Linked DNA regions of Homo sapiens: regions 1, 2 and 4 are each linked to region 3. The links are chromatin contacts, found by Hi-C or POLR2A ChIA-PET in ENCODE. All regions are on one chromosome and are shown on one strand. Each heading gives the region's core, a stretch centred on a gene start or an enhancer-like site at or near the end of the contact. The rest is flanking DNA. Distances are from core to core; before and after follow the strand shown.

What was found. Hi-C counts contacts between places; a loop is a spot of excess contacts on that map. ChIA-PET counts read pairs that join two places held with the same protein, here RNA polymerase II (POLR2A). Pooled maps may share reads with other maps.
Region 1: a loop to region 3 is called in a pooled map, with 12 times the contacts of the local background. The contact joins the promoter of CENPF here to the promoter of RAB3GAP2 in region 3. A Hi-C loop is called at or near these places in 4 of 50 pooled maps.
Region 2: a loop to region 3 is called in a map of naive thymus-derived CD4-positive, alpha-beta T cell, with 9 times the contacts of the local background. The contact joins the promoter of SMYD2 here to the promoter of RAB3GAP2 in region 3. A Hi-C loop is called at or near these places in 2 of 168 maps with a recorded cell type or tissue (both naive thymus-derived CD4-positive, alpha-beta T cell) and 8 of 50 pooled maps. POLR2A ChIA-PET finds 5 or more read pairs at or near these places in 1 of 52 experiments (activated CD4-positive, alpha-beta T cell).
Region 4: a pooled map shows a loop between it and region 3 (16-fold over the local background). The contact joins the promoter of ANGEL2 here to the promoter of RAB3GAP2 in region 3. A Hi-C loop is called at or near these places in 5 of 50 pooled maps.

What each region holds. Positions count from the first base shown.
Region 1 is chr1:214,601,939-214,605,457 of GRCh38, reverse strand. It overlaps CENPF (centromere protein F), which reads right to left and starts at 2,263. Exons shown (of 20, transcript NM_016343.4): 1 at 2,137-2,263. It also overlaps the pseudogene ABHD17AP3. RefSeq lists a silencer at 2,160-2,369.
Region 2 is chr1:214,278,763-214,282,733 of GRCh38, reverse strand. It overlaps SMYD2 (SET and MYND domain containing 2), which reads right to left and starts at 1,575. Exons shown (of 12, transcript NM_020197.3): 1 at 1,307-1,575. The coding sequence starts at 1,479. It overlaps LOC124904509 (a long non-coding RNA gene), which reads left to right and starts at 1,698. Exons shown (of 2, transcript XR_007066876.1): 1 at 1,698-3,971. RefSeq lists silencers at 1,156-1,315, 1,346-1,465, 1,486-1,775 and an enhancer at 2,055-2,620.
Region 3 is chr1:220,271,156-220,274,904 of GRCh38, reverse strand. RAB3GAP2 (RAB3 GTPase activating non-catalytic protein subunit 2) reads left to right here and starts at 2,452. Exons shown (of 35, transcript NM_012414.4): 1 at 2,452-2,682. The coding sequence starts at 2,568.
Region 4 is chr1:213,014,567-213,018,545 of GRCh38, reverse strand. ANGEL2 (angel homolog 2) reads left to right here and starts at 2,679. Exons shown (of 9, transcript NM_144567.5): 1 at 2,679-2,933. The coding sequence starts at 2,875. RefSeq lists enhancers at 2,644-2,953, 2,666-3,253, 3,254-3,842.

The DNA.
Region 1 (3,519 bases), core at 1,014-3,513, 5.7 Mb after region 3:
TAAAAAAAAAAAAAAACAAAGCGGATTCTTCTAGCTCAGGCACTTACGGATGTATGACCTTGGGCAAGTTATTTAGCTGCTCTATGCCTTGTTTCCCTTGTTTGTAAAATGAGGATAATAATGATGGTGACTTCCTAAGGCCTTAGAAACAGTAAGCTTTCCTGGTAAGCTTTCCATATATGTTAGCTATTACATACTTTTTAAAAACACTTTTTCACTTGTATATTTCAGCCTATGGTACAAAGGGTGAAGTGGCCTACCTCCTTCTCAGCCACATCTTAGGAAATAGAAATCAGCTGGAAGAAAATATAGCAACTTTCCTTTATTTTAGCCTTCAGAACATAAACAAAAAGAAAAATCATTCATTTTCCAGTTACTTAGGCAAGAGTTTGAGAATTTGTTTTTTTACTAAATAAAGTTAACGGCCATTTTAATGGTTTTTTTCAATCGATTTTATCAATGAAACTTTTTATCAAAACAATAAGCAGTTCATGAAAGTACTAAGAACAATAAAAAAAATTAAGAGGGAGAAGCAAAGGTCTTAGACAACATATAAGTTGGATATCAAAGCCCTGGAAAGCTGTGTTTTGCTACCAGTTTTGTTTTTTTTTCTAGCTCTCAGTTCTTGGAACACAGCATCTTGTATTCCACTCCCATTTATCCCAAAACTACTGAAAGGAGTCACATGCCTCTCAACCAACAAAGGACAACTGACCCTGTCTCAATATCCTCCATTCCAATCTAGTTTGTCAGGAGTCAAAGAACTGTACCCAGAGACACACAACTGTAATTGCCCTAAACAATTCAGCCAGCAACTGAAATCATTACATCAAGATGCTATAGCCAACAGAATATAAAAAGGAGCAATTTAGAAAGATGATTAGAAAATGAGGGGAATAAACATAAAGAAGACTGGCAAGCTGAATGCTTTTCCATTCCAAAGTCTAAGATAGAGAACAATATAGATGTAGACCAAGCTAACTGTGATTAGAGCAGATTTTGGCCCATTAAGGGATCAGCTATCAGCCACCTGTATTGGGCCATTGGGGCAAAAGAACAAAAAAATAAACCCAGAAGTTTACTTTTGAGGAACAGGGAATCGAGGTGGGGAGTGAAGAAAAGCCCTGGATGAAGGTTCCTGCATGGAGGACTTGCAGGACTATTGTCCTTTCCAGAAAATGCTGTATCTTTATCTCTTAAATACGTGGAGGGCACTCTTCATGCCCGAACTACCCAGTCCCTTAGTCCCCAAGGAAGCTCTTGTGTGACCTCCTCCTGCCCCACCTCCACCACTGCTTTCCCGTTGTCAGAATTCCCCACCTCCTCCAAAAAGCCAGAGTCCCCGTGCACTGTACCAAGGCTGGGTCTGAGAATGATAACCCTGCCTTCTCCTCTAGGTCAGGCTCAAGGACACGACCCATGCCTTTTATTTCTGGGTCCTCATTACACAGCCGAGCCGGGCACACAGGCGCGTTCAAATAAATGTGGAAGGGAGGACCGGGCGTAGTGGCTCATGCTTGTAATCCTGGCACTTACAGAGGCCAAGGCGGGAGGATCCCTTGAGCCCAGGGGTTCCAGACCAGCCTAGGCAATATAGGGAGGCCTATCTCTATTTAAAAAAAGAAAAAAAAAAATGTGGACGGGAGGAAGAAGAGAGGGGAAAGAGAAATGCTCGCGTAACTAACCATAGGCACCCCACGTCGCCAACCAGATCAAAACTCAAGCTTACATCTACTCAATAAAACAAAGGACCAGGGCCTGAATTTCAATAAGGTTGGTTACGGGACTGGGAAGGCGGCTTGGAAATACCTAGTCATCTCCAATTCTTTTACGGAGGAAGAAAATGATCCCCTAAAGTGTGAGTCCGTGACCGAGTAGGGTCTGGGACACTAATCCGAGACCAGTTTGAACCCGAGCAGAAGGGCGCAGACACCCCTACGAACCACATCCCGGGGCGGATTCTCCAGTTCGGTCGGGTGGGAGGGGGCGGTCCCCGGCACCTACAGGGCCGGGAGAGTGATCCCAGAGGCCTCCCCGCCCAGTACCCGCCGGCAAAAAGCCAGCGGCACCCCCACGCCGCCCGCCGCCTACCGCCCGCCGCCAGGGCCAGGATCCGGACCCAGTCAGGACGCTCACCTTGCTCTCGGGGACGGGAAAACGACCTCTCGGAGAGTACAGTTCTGGCGCGGCTTCGGCGGGCTGGAGCCCAGAGTCTAATTCAAACTGCCCGCAGCCGCCACCGGTGCCCAATTCGCCCGCTTCTGGTCTCAACCAAACTTACCTCCACGCCTATTGGTCACTCTAAGTAGCTGCGGACCAATCCGCGCCTGCGCACTCAGACTGCCGCGTCTGATTGGCCCTTTCGGATGGATTTTAAAAACAAGCCCTCTACTGGAGGTGCCTGCGCCGGAGTTTACTGTTCTTTTTTGTTGTTGCGGGGAGACGGAGACCACGTGCTTTTGCTAATGCTAGACGCGGTTTTGGACCGCTATTTCCGCAAAAGTCAGGGAATGCGCCCGCTGATTAGGAAGGCGTGGTCTATCGCCTACAGCCAGGGGAACTGTGCTGCCTGGTGAAACCTCTTTTAAACTGCACGTACCAATCTACTTAATTAAACGTAAATTTAGGACATAGATACTAGGTGCTGTGTTTGTCATGCATTCTTTATCCGGTGTCGTTCTTAACAATTCTTTGAGGAAAGTATTATCCTCATTTTATTAAAAAGTTAACAGGCTCATAGAAGCTAAGTACAGTAATTTGAAATTGAATCTACGCAATGCAGGATGTCGCTCTTAAATGCTGTCCTTTATGGTTCATATTTCTAAGACGTGATTCTGAACACTTATTTTCCGGGATTAAGGCGTGGGGGGAGGACACTGCATCAGAATTTAAAATTCAGAAGAATCCTCAAAACGGGGTGTAATGCTTTTCGTGAAGCCCACTAGTTTTCTATGTATGTTATATACTCGTTTTATTTCCCTATTAAACTATAAATAAGCTTCTAAAGGCAGAAGCAAAACAATTAATTGTTAAAGTAATAGATCTCTAATGCTGTTGTCTGCCTCAATAGGTACCAAACTTTCCAGCCCCCTGACTTTACCTTTCATTAGACTGTTCCTGCAGTACCCAATTCAAGTGTCACTTTTTTTATAAAACCTCCCTAATCCCACCCACTCCTTAGAGATAATTATTTCCTAGACCTTTCCTGGAACTTGCAAACTTCATGTTTAGGATTTTCGCCGTGTCTTGTCTTGTATTTATGTCTACGTCTGACTCCCCCATCAGACTCAAAAATTCCTTTACAGTAAAATCTGTTTTAATTCATTTTTGCATCCCTAGTAACTTTGCACATAGTAATTTAAAATCCAGATCATCTTGGGAGATAAAACTGCTATTTGGGGAAAGGCCTTGTTCTTACTATCTTCTACCTTCGAATCCCCAAAGGGAGGGGAGAGAGCAGGTAGGGGAGGAAAACTTTTGTCAGACATTGCCATGATCAGTCTAGTGTCTGGTAGTTTT
Region 2 (3,971 bases), core at 326-2,825, 6.0 Mb after region 3:
CGTGTCTAGTTCCTTTCCAGGTCCCCCCAAGCGGAAGACAGTTCTGGCAGGGAGTCTGGGCAAGATTACTACAATATTTAGCCTTTGTCCCTTCTTTTGCTACGTCTTATTGTAGAATGAGGCACACAGGTCTGAGAGATTGAGTATGCTGGACTTGAGACCTGTACTCAAAAGGTCCCTGCAGGACCGCAGGTCAGCTTAATCCAGCCCAGGAATCTCCATTTCAAAGATGAAGAAACTGAGGTTCAAAGAAAGCAAATCATGGTCTCTACTCAGAGTACTGGAAGGCCTGATATAAACTTAACCCCAATGCCATGCCTCCTGCCTTAGTAAATTTACTGAGCACCTAACCAGTGAGAAATAGGCAGAAGTGAATAAGGCCAGATTTCACTCCCTTCACTACTGGTGTGAATGGATAAAGGTAACTCCACTTTCTCTCTGGGCTTTAGTTTTCTCATCCATTAAGTGAAAGACAAGACTGAATTGGTGATTTCTAATGTGCCTTTAAGCTCTGAAACTCTCATAAGAGTTGAGGATATAATTATGTGTTGGTGTGTGCAAATGTATATGCATCATATATACAAACACAGACACATATATACATATGGTATCTTACAATTAAATACCATTAGCAACCACACATCTTGCCCAATCCCTTCCTGCGACCATGTTTTCCTAATCCCAAACCGAAACTGGACACTGCAACTCATCGTCGCAGCACCTCAGAATCCAGGGGGTGTGGTCAGTGCCCACTGGCGTCCCTCCAAACACCCATGTAAGCGTACTTTAACATGTAAGCGTACTTTACAAGACATATACTAAGTCATTAAATTCCTTGGAAGAAACGGCCAATCTGAGGCAGGGCTGGACTGTGGGTAACAGAACACACCGCAGGAAGCATAAGTTAAAGGTGACAGCCCGTGGCTGCCCAAATTTGGGGCTCCGCTGCCAATGCACCGGGAGGGCAGTGAGTGCCCAGGCTTGGAACAAGCCTGGCTCGGAGCCCACATTTGAGGGCAGGAACCTGCACGCCCGGGTTTGCGCATCCAGCGTGAGCAACTCTGAAAACGTGCAGTGCAGGGCGTGCAGCGGGGCACCGGTCCTGTTTCCTCTCGCACGTGGCGCCTGGCGTGGGGCTGCAGCGCGGGGCCGCAGCGCGGGGCCTCCTCCCCTCCCCGCCCCCCACCCCGCCCCAAGGGCCGGCGCTAGGACCCCGCGAGCCGCACGCACTTCCTGGCGCCGCCGTCCAAGCCTCCCGCTCGGCGCCCCCGGCTCCCGCCCGCCGCCGCCGCCGCCGCCGCCCTACCTGGTGAAGCAGTACTCGCAGTGGTTGCCCCGCTCGTTGACCGTGAGCACGTAGGCATAGGCCGGGCAGGAGAACAGCAAGTCCCCCACCTGGAAGGGCTGCAGAGCCCGCAGCCCCCGGCCTTTGCCCGGGCTGCAGAAGCGCTCCAGGCCGCCGAGGCCCTCGGCCCTCATGGTGGCGGCGGGGCGCGGCCGCCGGCTGTGCCCGAGCTGCGGCTCCCGGCGAGCTGTTATTGGAGACGCGTCACCTAGAGCTGCGGGGGGCGGGGTGGGAGCCGCCCGGCGGACGCGGCGGCGGCTCCCCGCTCCCCGGAAGGGAGGGCGGCCCCGCCCGGGCCTCGCGCGCCCCCGCGGGGAGGGGGACGGGCCCGGCGGCCCCGCCTAGCGCCGCGACCCTCGGCGGCCGCCCCGCGCGCGCTCCGGGCCGTTTCCGGTGTGGCCGCGACAAAGAGCCGCAGCCCCTGTGGCTTCTGCGAGGAGGCGTGAGGCGTGTGCGCCTCCGCGGCGTCTCCACGGAGCGAGCGGGACGCGCCCTCCTCCTCGGTGGGAGGGAGGGGGGTCACCTGCGGGGACCAGGTATCCGAGGGCCACCCCTAGACAGTCAGCCTGGCCCGAAGGATGACCAGCCCCCGGTAAATAGAAGGGGGCGAAGCCAGCTCCGAAACCTTACGTTCGCTGTCCCTTGTAAAGACCCTAGAGGCAGTGATCGGGGAACGCCAAGGAGAAAGCGGCAGAGGGGAAACCACAGTAGAGAAGTTTGGTGTGCAGAGGGTTGAAGTGTGCTTTTCCAAGGTTAGAGGTTTTTAAACCTTGTGGCTTTAATGGGAACGTAGTTTGCCCTCTGCTCCTCTAGTGGAATTACATGGACGGAAGAGGAAATGCATTGGCCGGCCCAGCTCACCGAGTCTCTGAGGCATGCTGCGAACGTTGCAGAGGAAGCCAGAGAGAACCTTGCCTTCAAGGAATTTAGGCTGTTGGGGGATAATGCGATGCTGTGGCCAGTGTCCAGGACACTGCGCTAGAGTTTGCAGTAGTTTTAATATGCTTGACCACCCACGAACTGTGATCTTAGAAAAGTCACTTGGGTTAGGAGTCAAAGGATTTAAAGCCCACAAAGCCTGAAACGTAAATCCTATACACATGCACGCTATTACTTTTCATATGAGAAAGGAAAATATAATCCGTGTTCCACATGATTATGTAAAGACTGGAATTGATGTACATGCAGTAAAGACTAAAATTGTGACGAGATCATTTAGCAGAAACCACTACTTCAAAATAGGACCTCAAACAGTTACCTGTGTAAGTTCAGGACTGGTTGAGCAAAGGGAAAGGATTAATATGATTGGAGATGTAAAATCAGTGGAATTTTTGGCATTTCAGTAAAATGTCTTTATCAGCTGGGTGTGGTGGCTCAGCCCTGTAATCCCAACACTGTGGGAGGCCAAGGTGGGAGGATCATTTGAGCCCAGGAATTGGAGAGTTGGAGACCAGCTTGGGCAACATAAAGACCCCGTCTCTATGGGAAATTAACCACCTCTCAAGTGGTGCTGAGGTGGGAGGATAGCTTGAGCCTGGGAAGTCAAGGTTGCAGTGAGCTGTGGTGACTCCATTATACTCCAGCCTGGGTGACAGAGCAGGACCTTGTCTCAAAAGAAAACAAAAAAGCCCTTATTAGTGGCAAACTAAATAAGCCTCTAACCCGTCTTCAAGTAAAGGAAGTTATGATAGTATTTTCATTTATGCATTTTAAGAAACTTCGACTGACTATGGCCAGCAACTGGGATAGAAAGATGGACATCAGCCGGCTGTGGTGGCTCACGCCTGTAATCCCAGCACTTTGGGAGGCCGAGGTAGGCGGATCACCTGAGGTCGAGAGTTCAAGACCAGCCTGACCAACATGGAGAAACCTCATCTCTACTAAAAATACAAAATTAGCCAGGTGTGGTGGTGCATGCCTGTAATCCCAGCTACTCGGGAGGCTGAGGCAGGAGAATCGCTTGAACCTGGGAGGTGGAGGTTGCTGTGAGCCAAAATCGCACCATTGCACTCCAGCCTGCGCAAGAAGAGCGAAACTCTGTCTCAAAAAAAAAAAAAAAAAAAAAGTGGACAAAATGTAGTCCTAGGTCCTTGCATTTGGCACATTCAAGTTTGATAATACCATTAGTTATTGAGTATTGTTGACCAGGCATCGTGCTCCATCATTAAACACATTATCTGGTTTATCTTTACAACAGGCTAATGAGTTAGGTATTATGCCCCTCATTGCCAAAATTAGGAAGGAAACTAAGACCCAGAAGGAATGATTTTCAAGGCCACACAATAAATTGCAGAATTTGGTTTCCAAGTCAGTCTGAATTCAAGGTCCATGTTCCTAACCACAGTGTTTTGCTGCAAACAAACACAGTTCACTGGGATAAGTGCAGTTATGGTGGCTTGTACAAAATGTTCTGTGGTAGTACAGGCAGGGAGTGACAGCTTTAGCCTGCTAAACAGTCAAGACAGGCATCACATTCAAGTAACGTTAGAGCTGAGCCTGAAGGATGGACAGGATTTTGCAAGTGGAGGTGGGGAGAAGAGTTTTCTGGGCAGAGAGAACTGCGTACAAAGACAGAAGACCCTGAAAGCACAGAGCTTGTAGTTGGGGGCCCCTGAGCATCTGGAAG
Region 3 (3,749 bases), core at 1,203-3,702:
TCTCACATCTGCGTTTAGTGCCCATCCTGCAACTCAACCCCTTCGCTTCAAGCTGCTGCTAAGGATTGGCAAGGGGCTGCTGCTTATCTTCCTCAGTAACACATCTCTCTCTTAACAACAGTCATCTGTGCTCTGACTCACACTAATGGATACTGGAGGAAGTTCACATTGGTACCTGGACTCATCCTGTTGTTATTTTGGTCACAGTGCTTTTCCTACCTCCTGAACCCAGACCTCGGAGAGACACTGTCAATGCTGGGATATGTAAGGCCTGCACATTTTTGCAATGTGCTTTCTTATGACTGTGGAATAAGTGATATTCACTGTCTGATGCAATCCTCCCACATGCCGCAGAAACCATGGTAGCAGAACTCCAGAGGCATCCCCCCCTGTTGCATTACAACTTCCTGGGGGAAGAGTTCAGTTCATGAATGTGTTGTAATTTCTGTGAAGGGTATCTAAAGTCCTTAAAAACATCCATGAATGATCCTTTTCAACAGTACTTGGAAGGAAGTCAGGGACTTCACCATTAAAACTGAGCCAACACAGTAATGAAATTCAATGACCACCACAGGAGACATATGAATGCCTCAGGGAAGAACAAAGGCCAGCAAAATCAGCCAACAGCAGTTACTTCCACAAAATGCATTTACCTGAATAGGAACTTGAATGGTTTTCAAGGAATGACAGTCTCCTTCCAGAAAGTGTCATGTGTTTGTTATTCGTCCAGTAACACTAAGAATCTAAATTTAAATTTTGGTTTAGTTTGGGATTGGTGCTGGATTTTAGGGAATAATCTTATCAGGGCTGGATTATTCTAGTTAGTGATGATCTGAGGAAACACTGCATTTCTTCAGATGGAAGAAGGGAGCACTGGCAGCTTGCTTTTTCTGAAAGCTTTGATTACAGAAGTATAGGTCCCTGATGCTTAAAGGGACCTTACAGCACATCTGATTCAACTGCCTTTTATAGGTGAAGAACTGATTCCTGTTAACCTGATAACATAGAAATTGCCTATCCTATTTTGTGAAAATCATCCTACTCTAGAAGTAGGAAATAATGGAGTAGGAACCTGGGCACTAAATTATAGTTGTTATATTATTAGGACTAAGTGTGTATGTCCACGGGCCTGACAGAAATGAATGCTCTGGACCCCATCCACTTGCCTTTCATTTGTTCCTGTGCCCTTTTTTCATACAAAGTGGATGGCCTCTTTAGGTTTCCTTTAGGAAATGTGTAAGTGCCTACAGGCCTTTGTGCTCACATTAAAATAATTTTTTTTGTTTTTATTTTTTGGAAAAATAACTTAAAGTCTGCTCAGAGACAGCTCAATTTCTTTATTTTAAAAATGGGATAAGACACACTATTTTTAGATGGCATTTGTGACTATCCAAATGAACAATGTAAAGTACTTTCAAAAATAGTGCTTTGTCAAAGAAACAAGTTATTCTATTTACTTTATGTATGCATTCCATTTATTTCTTCAGCAAATATTTATGAAGCACTTACTAGCATGATCACAATTTCAGTTAAATAGTTAAGTACAGTAGTCCCCCCTTTATCCATGGGTTCATTTTCCACATAATTATTCAATTTAATTATTAGTTATTGTTAATCTTTCACTGTGCCTAATTTATAAATTTAACTTTATCATATATATGTATAGGTAAAAACATAATACACATACATAGGTTTCAGTACTATCCATGGTTTGAGTCATCCACTGGGGATCTTAAAACATATCCCCTTGGATTAAAGGGAAATACTGTAATTAATTGCTTACTGCCTGTATCAGTCACTAGAATTCCAGCTTTCTGGGAAAAGGTACTTCTTCTCTTTTGTTCTCTAATGCTCAGCACCCTGCGTGGCTGGCATTTAAAAGACTAACAAATATTTGTTGAATGGATGGATGAATGCATGAATGAAAAACCAAATGAATAATGAAAACAAAAGTGTATAATACACTATAACACGTACTATATTGGGCTTGCGTAGTACTATGGGAATCTATAGTAGGAGCATTTAAAGCCAGCCTTGACGGGGCTAATCTCCGGAAGAGCAATTAATCTTTTCAAAATCCGACTCTTGCAGGATACGGTCCCCCACTGGCCTGCCACTAGTTTAAAACGAATTAGTTTCTGTGAAACATCAGGATCGTGCCAATAGTAGGGGACCAATAAGACTGAATAAGTCAAAGGGCTGCGCGGACAAGTCCAATTAGAACACCTCTGGCTAAAAGCCAGAATGAATGAAAGGGTTCATGCCTCGGCGTAGACACACAACTGGGACTGAAAAATCTGCCCCAAGCCTCCACGTCGACTTTGGCTCCACCTGCAGCGGCGGCGCCGTAGTCACGTGACCCGGGCCCCCGCGCCCTAGGCGCCTGGGCCAGCCTGCGCCTGCGCAGTACTCGGAGACAGCGGACCCGTGTCAGTGACAGCTTCCGGTTTGGTTTCTCCGCCTTCTGCTTGGCTAGAGCTATTGGGGCTCGGTGGCGGCCGCAGTGGGGTGGAGGGGGCAGGGCGTGGTGAGGTAAGGTGAGTGCCGTAGTGGGGTTCCCTGGAGCCATGGCCTGCTCCATTGTCCAGTTCTGCTACTTCCAGGACCTCCAGGCCGCCCGGGACTTCCTCTTTCCTCACCTGCGGGAGGAGATCCTCAGCGGCGCCTTGCGGAGGGACCCCAGTAAGTGCCTCTCTGGCCTCGCCCTTCCTTCCCTCGTCACCCGCGGCCTCTGCTCACGGGTTCGAGTCTCCTACTCGCTCTGCGCCTCCTGCCTCTGCCCTCTGGACCCCCAGTTCTCCCCGTGCCTCCCCTCCGCTCCGGGATGACACCCTGCCCACCTCGTCCTGAAGCCCCATTTGTGTTGTCTTCCTCTCGACCCAGCTTTTCTCCTTAGGCCCTCTGACCCCTGGCTAAAAACTGCGTCTTGTTTCCTCTCGCCTCTGCCTATCACCGCTTTCTCCCTCCCTCCCCCCACCCCCACACATTCCTAGCTTTCTCTCTGAGTATCTTCTCCGTCTCCCATCTTCAGCCTGGGGTCGTTCCCTGTTTCATGTTGCCTGCTCCGTGATCGCATCCTCCCCGTTCCTTGCCACATGTCAGCGCTCCACTCTGGTATTGCCCCAGCTCCCACTCTCTTCCATCCCGGAGACTGTGGCCTTCTGCTACCTCCCATTCCGAAAGTGTTGATCATCCCCCCACACTCTCCCTTCTTTCATCTGCATTTCCCCCATTCAGATTTTGAGAACAAATGGCTGACAAATGAGTGACTCTTGAGGTAAGACTCTCTCAAAGAAGGAAAATAACCTGTCAGGAAGTGAACGAGAATCTACATTAGGAACTAAAATTACAGTGACATAGCCAAGAAAGGTTAATTTGCTTTATTGAAGCCTTCCACCTATTTTTATCATCAAAGTGTTTAATAAGCCTTTCCCCAAGTAGTATAAAGTTCCAAGGCTGGTTTATTAGATACTATATAGGCTTTCAGAATTTCGTACATTTCATTTTGAAAGGGTGTGCCTTGTGTTTTATTTTATTTTATTTTATTTTATTTTATTTTTGCATTTCCAACCTGAAGCACATTTGGCTTTGTAGTACAGCGCTCTCACTTTGTGCTATACCGGAATGGTGATATAAAGCCCACTAAGCTCCTCTCCCTTTTTTAGAAAATTTAGAAGATATCAAATCGAACCCATCTGTGAATGATTGCATACTTTGTGCCAGTCATTGGTGCTACAAACCAAATAAGG
Region 4 (3,979 bases), core at 1,430-3,929, 7.3 Mb after region 3:
TCTGACCTCGTGATCCTCCCGCCTCAGCCTTTCAAAGTGCTAGGATTACAGGTGTGAGCCACTGCAGGCAGCCAAAACTGGCTTTTCCATAGAGATGGAGAGTTCTCCCCCCAACTAGGTAGAATTATTTTACAAGTCCATAGACAAAAATCATTTGCACTGCCACAAGCGCCCTGCAAGTTAACTTTAATCTTTGCAATAGTCTAGGCCCAGATAAAGGCAAATATCTTTTAGGATCAGATAAACCCCCAAATTCCAACACTGCATGAAAAGATATCTATTAATTTCTTTTACTTATTTAAAAATGTTACATTTCTCCTTACCTCTTAGGGTGTGCTAAAGGAAAAAGCTTCTGGTCATTCACAAGTCCCAAGTTCTGGCCCACTGTTAACCATTCATTCAAAAATATTTTTACTACTATATATTGTGTACTTAGCACAGCACTAGGTCAAGTAAATTTTGGAAATAATGAGTCATGGTCTTTCCTCAGAAGTTATTTACAATCTCATTATAAAGACAAGACATACAGTAAACTACTAGTCAATTTAATGAACTACAAAATTGTGAGTACAACTAGAAAATAGGGCAGTATAAAACAGAAATACAGTCTTTCTCCATTATTTGTGGATTCCATATTTGCAAATTTGCCTACTTGCTAAAATTGATCTGTAACCTCCATGTATTCTTGGACATGTACAGAGCAGGGAAAATTTTTAATTGCCCAAAGTGCACATTCCCAGCTGAGGCTAAACAAGGCATTCTCTGCCTTTTTGTTTCAGCTCTCATGCTATACCATAGTGTCCCCTTGTTGCCAGGGCTGGAGTACAGTGACACTATCTTGGTTCACTGCAGCCTCGCCCTCTCGGGCTAAAGTAATCCTTTCACCTCAAATTCTGGAGTAGCTGGGACTACAGACGAGAGCCACCATGCCCGGCTAATTTTTGTATTTTTTGTAGGGACGGGGTTTCGCCATGTTGTCCAGTGTGGTCTTGAACTCCCTGGCTGAAGCGATCCAGCCGCCTTGGCCTCCCATATTGCTGGGATTACAGGCGTGAGCCATCAGGACCAAGTGTCCTTTTCACATTCCATTTAGTGATATGTTTTTCACGTTTTTGTACTTTTTGTTGATGTTGCTGTTTAAAATGGTCCCCAAGCGTTGTGCTGTATAGTGCTCCTAAGCACAAGAAGGCTGTCATGAGCCTTGCAGAGAAAATAGCAGTGTTAGATAAGCTTTGTTGAGGTATGAATTATAGTGCTGTTGACTGAGTTCAATGTTAATGAATCAACAATATATATTAAATAAGATGTCTTTAAGCGGAAACACACATACAACAAAACTATGTATTGATTAAGTTGATGAAAATGCGACCAGAGGCTTACAGGATCCTAATCCTGTATTTCCCTTAGGAGTAATGATTCAGTATTTACTAATTCAGTGTTTCCAGCAACTTTACAGAACCTAACTACTGCAAATAACAAGAATCAATTACATACTGAGGGAAAGGTTTTTTTCAAATACACTTTACTTCCTTTTATGCACCAGGGATAAGAAAAGCCTTCCCAAGAAATTACCACTGTTTCAAAGAGCCTATAAAAGCAGTGCTCCTGCCTTCTAGTATCCTTTTCCCCTCTACTCTCCACACTTTATTCTTTCTCGGTTTCTCTCTTCCTGTTTCTTGCAGGGTCTCCACTTAAATAATGTCTTTCAACAATCTACAGTCCTATAATACATTTAATAAAGGTGGACACACAAGACATACAAGTACTTTTTTTTTTTTTTTTTTTTTTTTTGAGACGGAGTCTCGCTCTGTCGCCCAGGCTGGAGTGCAGTGGCTCGATCTCTGCTCACTGCAAGCTCTGCCTCCCAGGTTCACGCCATTCTCCTGCCTCAGGCTCCCGAGTAGCTGGGACCACAGGCGCCCGCCACCACGCCCGGCTAATTCTTTGTATGTTTAGTAGAGACGGGGTTTCACCGTGTTAGCCAGGATGGTCTCGATCTCCTGACCTCGTGATCCGCCCGCCTTGGCCTCCCAGAGTGCTGGGATTACAGGCGTGAGCCACCGCGCCCGGCCCATACACGTACATTTTAAAGTGAGAGCTATGGCTGTGCTTCCGCAACATTAATTGCAAAATTCTGTGGTACCTCAGTTCCATGGGCACCCAGAGGATGCGTTGTTCAGCCTCAGCTGGGAATCTGCACTTTGGGCAATTAAAAATTTTCACTGCTCTGTTTATTTCTGCCGGGCGCGGTAGCTCACTCCTGTAATCCCAGCACTTTGGGAGGCCGAGGCGGGCGAATCACTTGAGGTCAGGAGTTCGAAACCAGCCTGGCCAACATGGTGCAACCCTGTCTCTACTAAAAATTCAAAAATTAGCCGGGTGTGGTGGCTCATGCCTGTAATCCCAGCTACTTGGCAGGCTGAGGCAGGAGAATCGCTTGAACCCGGGAGGTGGAGGTTGCAGTGAGCCGAGATCGTGCCATTGCACTACAGCCTGGGCGACAAGAGCGAAACTCCATCTCAAAAAAAAAAAAAGAAAGAAAGAAAGAAAAAGAAAAAAAAGAAAGTTTATTTCTGTTTCTTTAAGACGAAGTTCGGGTGTTTTGCCCTCTTCAGAAATGGTTGCACGCGCGTCCCACGCTCTGCGCATGCTCCTTGAGCAGAATTCCGGGTTAAGGCATTCAGGGACTCTGACTGCGCAAGATGGAGTGTAGGCCGGCCGGCGAGACTGCACCTCCCAGCATGCCTTGCAGCCAGGACTGGAGTCGGTACTTAAGAGTGATGGGGTTCCCTAGATACTTTAGGCCGTCGCATCGATTATAGAGATTGAGGTGGAACCCGGGGCCTGGGAACTGGACGCACGCGGAGGGCGAAGATGGAAGCCTGGCGCTGTGTGAGGAAGGGCTACGGCCACTGTGTGGTGGGAAGAGGCCGGTCAGTAGGGCTGGGTACTCGGAGGGAGGAGAGAGGGGCGGGCGGCCTGAAAGAGCGGGCGGGCGTCCGGGACTAACCCGGGGCGGGGCGGGGCGGGCTAGGGGTGGAAGGAAGAGGAAGAGGGTCTGGGCGATGGTGCATCCGGGACGAGCCTCCAGAGACCAAGCGGGATAGGTAAACCCGCCGCGCAGCTGGCGGGACGCTGGGCCAACGAGGTCTGGGGTCTTGGCGCGGAGTTCATGGGCCGCCGGCCAGGCTTGTGCCAGTGGCTTTGGATCCCTGGCCTGCTTCCCCCAACCCAGCCTCCAGACCAGCGCTGGCCTGCTCCACACACTCCGCAGCACCGTCCCGGGAACCGAGCGTCGGCGGGGAGGCCGCCTCTCCGCAGTAGGTCTCGGCGGGCCTGATCCCTTGGAGGCGCGTGTGTGGCACACGCCCAGGAGGGGCTTGATTTTTGTTGATGTGTTAGTGTCTTTCAAACTTTAGTCACTTGTATGTCATCCCTTACTGTTATGGCCAAGTTCTTGTTTCACGTGTATTATTTACTGGATATTTTTCTTTAAATTGACTCAGTTTTTTTTAAAAAGCACTTCAGTAGGTGCTGCCCACATTAGCTTCACCCTAAGCAGTGTCTGCAGAGTCTTGGATTTGATGTGCGATTATGTTTTTTCCTAATAAACTAACATAAGTATTTAGAAATTACAATCAAGTAATTTAACTGTGTACTCTGTGAAACCGACTCGTGTACCACCCACCACGCTTGGGAAACACAGCATGTATTATTACATAAGCGATGGGGATTTGGTTGTAACTCCCATAGGCCTGGGACTTGATGGTAATTCAGTTCAACAATGTTTCCTGAGTACCAGCTGTTTGCCAGGCACTGTGCTAGGCACTTGTGAAGATAACGGAATTAAAATGAATAAGACGGTTCTGTTCTGGCCCTGAAGGAGCTTAACATCTTAAGAGAAAAAAAAGTCTGAATAAATAACTGCAAATATAGATAATAGCTTTTGTAGTACAAGTATTATATTTCAATACAGTGG